Linked DNA regions of Homo sapiens: all the other regions are linked to region 2. The links are chromatin loops, found by intact Hi-C in ENCODE. Cell type or tissue: PC-9. All regions are shown on one strand.

Region 1 (2,500 bases), 140 kb before region 2:
AGACCCTTTTAAAAATGTCTCTTGGATTTACAAATAGATTTAATATAGGATTTCTTTAAATCACTTTTTTACTGCTTTTAAATAAGATTTGATTTACCAATTTTCAGGAACACATCCGCCACAAGTAAAGAGTAATACTCCTGCATAAAAATAACACAGAAAGAGTACCCTTAAAGGCTTAAAGTCCTGCCTCAATAGCATAGCAACAACCAAAAAAAAACATTAAATATTAGTCTTAGGCACAAAGAAAAATATGGCCCCATTGTTTTTAAATTATCTTAAGGCTCTATCTACACATGGGTTCCCCATTACCCAATGTCCTTTGCGCTCTACTTGCTTGGGCTTGACACCTAAATGTGTCCAGACTTATTATTTTTTTAAATATCAACGTCCTTTTCTTTCCATAAAGGAAAGGAAAGAAAGTAGTGCTCAGAGAAAGTCATATGCTTGAACATTTATTTTGAGAATCAGATGAAAGTATATGGAGTAAAAGAAGTAGCCCTCAATTATCTATGTTAGTAAAGAGCAAGACTAGTTTGCTTAATTCAAAAATTTTAACACAATGTGTTGTTTTAGACAACATATTTAGTTTTAAAATTAATTCATTCATGATAAACATAGCTTTTAGTATTTTATCAATACCTTTGCCTAGTCTCCTTCCTAAATCCCTTTTTTTCCTTTTCTTTTTTTTTTTTTTGAGTGGGAATTTCGCTTTATCGTCCAGGCTGGAGTGCAATGGAGCAATCTCAGCTCACTGCAACCGCTGCCACCTGAGTTCAAGCGATTCTCCTGCCTCAGCCTCCTGAGTAGTTGGGATTACAGCTGCCACCACTCCCTGCTAAATTTTTTTTGTATTTTTAGTAGAAATGGGGTTTCACCATCTTGGCCAGTCTCGTCTTGAACTCCTGACCTTGTGATCCACCTGCGTCGGCCTCCCAAAGTGCTGGGATTACAGGCATGAGCCACCCTGCCCGGCCTCTCCTTCCTAAATCTCTAAATCTCTACATGATCTTTGTTTCCCAAGACCCTAGCATGTATTCTATAGACTTGAGTTAGATCATACCTCTTCCACTAATCCAATTAATTACCCAACTCACCCCTAAGCAACATGCTAACCAGAAAGACAACATATTTTATTGGTGAGTATCTATGGTAGGTAAAACCAGATCAACCTGATTCTGCTCTGTCAAGGTCCAGGTTTCTGAGTTTCTATCCTCTGTGAAGTTCCACCAGATCACACAGTATACAGGAGACACTGAAGGACAGGGTCAGTGTCATCTATGGTAGGTAAAACCGGATCAACCTGATTCTGCTCTGTCAAGGTCCAGGTTTCTGAGTTTCTGTCCTCTGTGATGTTCCACCAGATCACACAGTATACAGGAGACACTGAAGGACGGGATCCGTGTCTCGTTCCTTTCTCTGTGTCTTCTCTCCCCAATGGTATTTAAATATATACAAGACTCTCCCAATAAACATATTTTAAAAACCCTTCTCTTTTGTCTTGACTCTCTGTCTTATCACTTAAATTTCTTATGCCCATCTCCAAATTTCTCAGAAGTTCAGCCTGTCCCCGACATTGATCACCCTCTGCTTCTTAAAACTCTCCTAACTTGGTTTCTATTCCACCACATCCTCCTGGTTTTTCTTAAATTTTGATGAGTCTAGCTATTCCCTGTTTTCTTTGCACAGCCATCCCATATTGCCCAGCTTTATCTTATCAATCCCTATGTTCTCTCACATTGTAGTTTTATGTACACCTGTAGTTCAAGAACCACATAGTTACTAATGGCTTCCAAGTTCAAATCCTTGGTCCAAACCTCCCACTAGAAATGCTGATTTGTACATTAAACTACAGTCTCACTAAATGCACCAGAATAAACAGTAAGACTTCAAATTCAATGTGTCCAAAGCTGAAATCATTAATTTCTCCCTTAAGTTTGTTCCTATTCCTATATTCTCTAGTTTATGATACTGCCATTCAAACAAATATTTCAAGTAGAAACGAGGATCCCATTATTAATGTTACCACCTCCCTCAATCCTTGCATGTAATCAATCAAATCGCAGAGTCTTTGTTATTTTACTTCTAAGTAATTATAAAATCTATTCTTCTTATTACCCCAGCTACTGCTGTCATAACTAAGGCTCTTGACTTGAGACACTGTGGCAACCTTCTCAAAAGTCTCACTTAGAACCATTGTATCTTCTACTAGCCACGAGAGTTATAGCTATAATGTCTATGTCTTTTTAGCTCCCTAACTACTCAGAATAAAGCTCCTAGACAAGGAACATGGCCCCTTGCCCATTTCTATGCCATTATTTTTTGCCACTCAGTCTCATGCCTTTTATTTTTCACCTCTGAATCTCATACTTCATATTTCAGAAACCTCTAAATGCCTGCAGTTTCCCGTACAGCATTCAATTTCTTGCCTTCATTCTTTGCTCACAGCCTGTCTCTCTTCCTATCTCTTCTTGTCTTCTCCTCACCTCGGCCAACACAC
Region 2 (2,500 bases):
CATGTGGTTCACTGTGAAAGTCATGGACTTCTTTAAACCTAGATTTCCCCTTATGACATGGTACAAGTAAGCCTAAAGTTAGATAAAATCATAGCCTATGATGAGCTAATTTAAGCTTCAATCTGTCTCTGTCACTAGCCAGTTCTGTGGAAATGGACAACTCAAGTAACTTCTCCAGGTCTCAGTGTTCCCATCTAAAAAGTGGGGTTGTAGTGGGCCTCTACAGCTCTTGACTTCTATGAGGCACACCGAGTCCTCACATGCCAACATAAAAAAGGAAATTTCAAAATTGTCTTTGTTTTTTAACAAAGTATATGAGGGGATTATTCCAGTTCTCTATGAATAATATATATATTTAAAGAGCCTATGTTTAAAAAATTAAAATGCTTTAAAACATTTTCTAGATGGCCTTACAAATGGAAAAAAAAAGTATTCCTAGCCAACCCTCTGTCAGCAGAAAGGCCACACAGAAAAAAGCAAATCACAATTCTTTACCCCTCTCAGCATAAATCATTACTCACCGTGGGAAAATGATTACTTGCCAGGAAGTAGAACCTATGAATCATTATACTGTTGTCCTCGACCTCTGATAGAGCAAGAATTAGGGGAAAGACTGAAAAGCTGGGGAGTGAACTCTGATTTGACAATAGTTCCACTCATGGCATCGTAAGGCAATGAAAACAGAAAGCTGATCGAGCCGTAGGGCTGTCAAGTCCCGGTGCTGCTGCAGTGCACGTCTGAACCCAGAGCAGAATGACATGGGCCCCTGACTTTCTGAGTCACTCCTTGGGTCTGAGTCTTCACAGCCCCAGAGTCATTTATCAGCAAATAGAAACAATGCCATCCCTGGGCTTGTCCCGACAGTCAACCTACTTGTTAATGCCTGTGTAAGAGATACCCAGCTTGGAAATAGGAGCAAAAGTCACAAGGAAGGGATTAAGTTGCCTAACATCAGCATTCATTTCCTAAAATAAAAACACATGAAAGATAGACACCACAAATATGTGTTCCCTTGTGGTATCAGCAAATATTGTGCTATAATTTCTCTACTGTTGCTAATAAGCTATGGCACACAACTGTAAATTCTTTTTTTTTTTTTTTTTTTTTGATACAGGATCTTGCTCTGCCATGCAGGCTAGAGTGCAGTGGCACAATAATGGCTCACTGAAGCCTCGACCTTTCAGGCTCAAGCAATCCTCCCACCTTGGCCTCCCAAATAGGTAGGATAGGGCAGGTGTGGTGGCTCATGCCTGTAATCCCAGCACTTTGGGAGTCTGAGGTGGGAGGATTGCTTGAAGCCAGGAGTTCAAGACCAAATAGCTAGCACTACAGGCATGAGCCGCCATGCCCAGCTAATTTTTGAGTCAGGGTCTCACTATGTTACTCAGGCTGGTCTCAAACTCCTGGGCTCAAGCGATCCTCCCACCTCTGCCTCCCAAAGTGTTGGGATTACAAGCATGGGAGCCACCTGTAGGTGGGTGAGGAGCAGTGATCCTCCCACCTCTGCCTCCCAAAGTGCTAGGATTACAGACATGGGAGCTACCACACCCAGCTTGCAAATACTTTTTATATTATGTTTTTCTACATGGCCTTTGATGTCTTTAGAAAATGTTTGTTTTAAGCAAGGATCTTTTTGTGACTAAAAGCACAGAAAAATACAACATAGTTAGTATGTTACACACCAAATATACAAAATCCTAGAAACTTATAGAAGGAGATAGGAAAATTGATCTTATAACTAATCTGAATATTGTTCTCTACTTTCCTTAATGTTTTTAAAGGTAGTGAAAGTAAAACTATATTGTTCTGATGATGTAGAAGGGAGAATGTTTAAAATTCCTCCCAGTTTCAGGAGGAGATATTAGAACCTGTCTTTATTATACTGCATTGATTAGAGGGAAGAGGGTATTACAGCCAAAGTGTTACCTAACCATTAGACTTTCACTGTATTTGATCCCACCTTCTTACTAGTTTAAATAAAATTTAAGCATGTACTACCATATATCTATGTTTTTATTTATGAATGACATAATCATTATTAATTTATTGTGAATAATATAAATCATTCATAAAAATTCATCTTTTTAAAGATTATATTTATTAATAATGATACATTTATATATTTTTATTATTCTCTTTTTCTGTACCTCAATAGATCATGTGCACCCCACTTTGGGACCACTGACCTTTTAGCTTGCTTGTCATGATAGAAGTCATCTACTAAAGGAACTCTGGAATGTTTGAGTCTCTAAATAATCTTGTTATAATCCAAAATAGCCTGTTAATTTCAAGATTGATCTTCAGGCGACTAAACTAAGCACTCATAAGAAATCACAAGGTAAAAGAGTTCAGGTCACTGTTTGGTTAGCTTACAAAGAGTTACTTCTATTTCCCTAAATGTTTTTGAATCACTGCCCTTTGGCTCTGAAGGGACAACTAAATATCATCTCATCAGTAATGCCATTTTCCCTCAAGTGTCTTTAACACAGAGCTGTTTCTC
Region 3 (2,500 bases), 130 kb after region 2:
TGGCCTATGTGGCACTTAAATGTATTTATGTTTAAACTCCTGTCTTCATGGAGTAGATAAGAAGTAAAATCAGCCATTGTCATGGACAACTTGCTCCTCTGAGTTCTTAACTGTTTTGGGGGGAAAGTGAAATATCAAGGAGTAAGAAACCTGTTTTCAGTTCTTGAGAGACTTACAGGCCAAGTGAGAAGAGGTGATATAATGCTAGGAACATAAACACAAGGCACTGTTATCTGTGTTTCTTTACCTCTAAAATGTGGGAATATTACTTACTTGGTGATAAGATTAGAAAAAATGATTGTTGCAAAGCACTCAGGCACATATAAGTGCTGTATTAAAGATCATTATCATTGAAGAGGAATTCCCAGATGAGTAATTTTAAAAGATGAAGGTGAGCTCAGATACTGGGGAGAAGCAGCTGTCAAGAACAGATGAGACAGTCTGAGGCAGCCCCGGAAAAGTTTCTTGGACAAAGCAGGACTTATACTGGGCCTTGAAAATTTAGAAAGACCAGCTAAAAGGCAAAGAAAGTCTCTGTTTACTTCCAAAAATGGAGATTGGCAGGACTATCTGAGGTGATGACACATTCCTTGAAACTCCTTTCTTGGGTGATCCTGACAGACTGATTTCCCATATCTTTTAAACCTGTTTTTCCAACTAAGTGCAAACATTAGAGATGAGCTCATTTACAATTTAGTCCTAACCCAAATTTGCCCCAGTTCAAACTCCTCCAGAGGACAACCTGAGAGCACTCACTAGCCAATACTTTCTGAAAAACCTCTACAACAGGGCAACACTCTGAAGACCCTTGGAGATCAGTGGGGAATGGGTTTGAGAGCAAACTGAAGCCACCTTTCAACATAAGTCAAAGTTAACCAGGCAATTCCTTTCTAGTCACCATGGACAAGTGAAAGCCCCACACCCCTTGAGTCAATGGGAAGTCATTTCTTAACTCCCTTTTGAGAAATGCTGCTGGTGATTCAGCACTACATCCTGGCTCACTGGGACACTGTAAGTGAAATTTCCTTTAACAGCCACCCCACCACCTTGTGAAAGGTGAGTTTCCCAGGCTAGAATTACTCATGAGCACTCTTGCTACGAGAGGAGAGAGGGTCAGAGGGTCAGAGGTTCAAGGGAAGTCTTTCCTTCACCAACATCGGAGAGACTCCAGAAGCCTCTTTGAGTCAGTACTGTATAATTTACTATCCAAACTGGGAACGTTTTGAGAATAAAATGTGGCACCACTAATAATTGTGCAGCAACAACAGATGGAAATGGGGGAATTTCCAGTCAAATCAGAACACAGGATTATTCTTTTTTCTCTTTTCTTTTTTTTTTTTTTTTTTTTTTTTTGAGACGGAGTTTCACTCTGTCACCCAGGCTGGAGTGCAGTTGCACGATCTCGGCTCACTGCAACCTCCACCCTCCGGGTTCAAATGATTCTCCTTCCTCAGCCTCCTGAGTAGCTGGGACTACAGGCGCCTGCCACCGTGCCCAGCTAATTTTTTGTATTTTTAGTAGAGATAGGGTTTCACCATCTTGGCCAAGCTGGTCTTGAACTCCTGACCTCGTGATCCACCCGCCTCGGCCTCCCAAAGTGCTGGGATTACAGGCATGAGCCACCGCGCCTGGCCTTTCTTGTTTTTTTTTTGAGATGGAGTCTTGCTCTGTCACCCCAGGCTGGAGTGCAGTGGCACGATCTTGGCTCACTGCAGCCTCAGCCTCCTGGGTTCGAGCAATTCTCTTGCCTCAGTCTCCTGATTAGCTGGGATTACAGGCACCCACCACCACGCCTGGCTAATTTTTGTATTTTTAGTAGAGATGGGGTTTCACCATGTTGGCCAGCTGGTCTTGAACTCCTGACCTCAAGTGATCAGCCCACTTCAGCCTCCCAAAGTGCTGGGACTACAGGCGTGAGCCACCGCGCCTGGCCAGAACACAGGATTATTCTGTCTTTAGGTTGTGAGGTCTCATCTTCTAAAAATAAAGACATCCATTTGTCAAGGATTTACTAAGTGTATACTATGTGACATTGTGATATATGCTAGAGATAGTATATTAGCTGTTTTTGCCCCAGAGACCTCAGACTAGTAGGGGTAACCAACACACACACACTGGCATTTATAAAGCACTGTGGAGGTCAGGGACCCTGGGGAACACCTAACACACCTTGCAGAGTCAGAGATAGCATCCCGGAGGAGATACCGACCTATCTATTAATATGTCTTCATTAGGCAATGAAGAAGGCTAACTGAATTCTGGGCTTAAAAATAGCATGTAGTGTCATTGAAAAACAAAAATATCTAATATTTATGGACCAGTTACTGTGTCCTGGCCATTCTACATGTAATAACTCATTTAGCCCATACTTCTAGGACCTCCATCTTGCAGATAAGGAAATAGTAAGTAATTTCCAAGATATACCAGTATTAAAACACTAAAAGCATCTGTGTCCTTTTCTCTGAATCTTGTTTTGACCAAGAGTACATGGAAGTGATGC

Evidence for each region. Hi-C counts contacts between places; a loop is a spot of excess contacts. Peaks named below come from ENCODE experiments on the same cell type or tissue, not always from the same donor. Only the 100,000 strongest peaks of a DNase experiment are listed, where the experiment ranks them.
Region 1: a loop joins it to region 2, with 8 times the contacts of the local background. A loop is called at or near these places in 3 of 110 quality-filtered maps.
Region 3: a loop joins it to region 2, with 6 times the contacts of the local background. A loop is called at or near these places in 5 of 110 quality-filtered maps.

Annotation. Positions count from the first base shown.
Region 1 is chr6:113,493,024-113,495,523 of GRCh38, forward strand. No RefSeq gene overlaps it. Among named protein-coding and RNA genes, the nearest start is that of LINC02518, 61 kb to the left of the region's middle. In PC-9, no CTCF peak of the experiment used is centred here; a DNase peak (open chromatin) is centred at 1,118; H3K27ac peaks cover 2,293 bases.
Region 2 is chr6:113,631,779-113,634,278 of GRCh38, forward strand. The region is part of intron 1 of LINC02541 (long intergenic non-protein coding RNA 2541); the gene reads right to left. Among named protein-coding and RNA genes, the nearest start is that of LINC02541, 17 kb to the right of the region's middle. RefSeq lists an enhancer at 528-577. In PC-9, CTCF peaks have their summits at 1,461 and 1,667; DNase peaks (open chromatin) are centred at 743 and 1,533; H3K4me3 peaks cover 1,610 bases; H3K27ac peaks cover 2,500 bases.
Region 3 is chr6:113,763,078-113,765,577 of GRCh38, forward strand. No RefSeq gene overlaps it. Among named protein-coding and RNA genes, the nearest start is that of MARCKS, 93 kb to the right of the region's middle. In PC-9, no CTCF peak of the experiment used is centred here; DNase peaks (open chromatin) are centred at 314, 624 and 1,024; H3K4me3 peaks cover 797 bases; H3K27ac peaks cover 2,476 bases.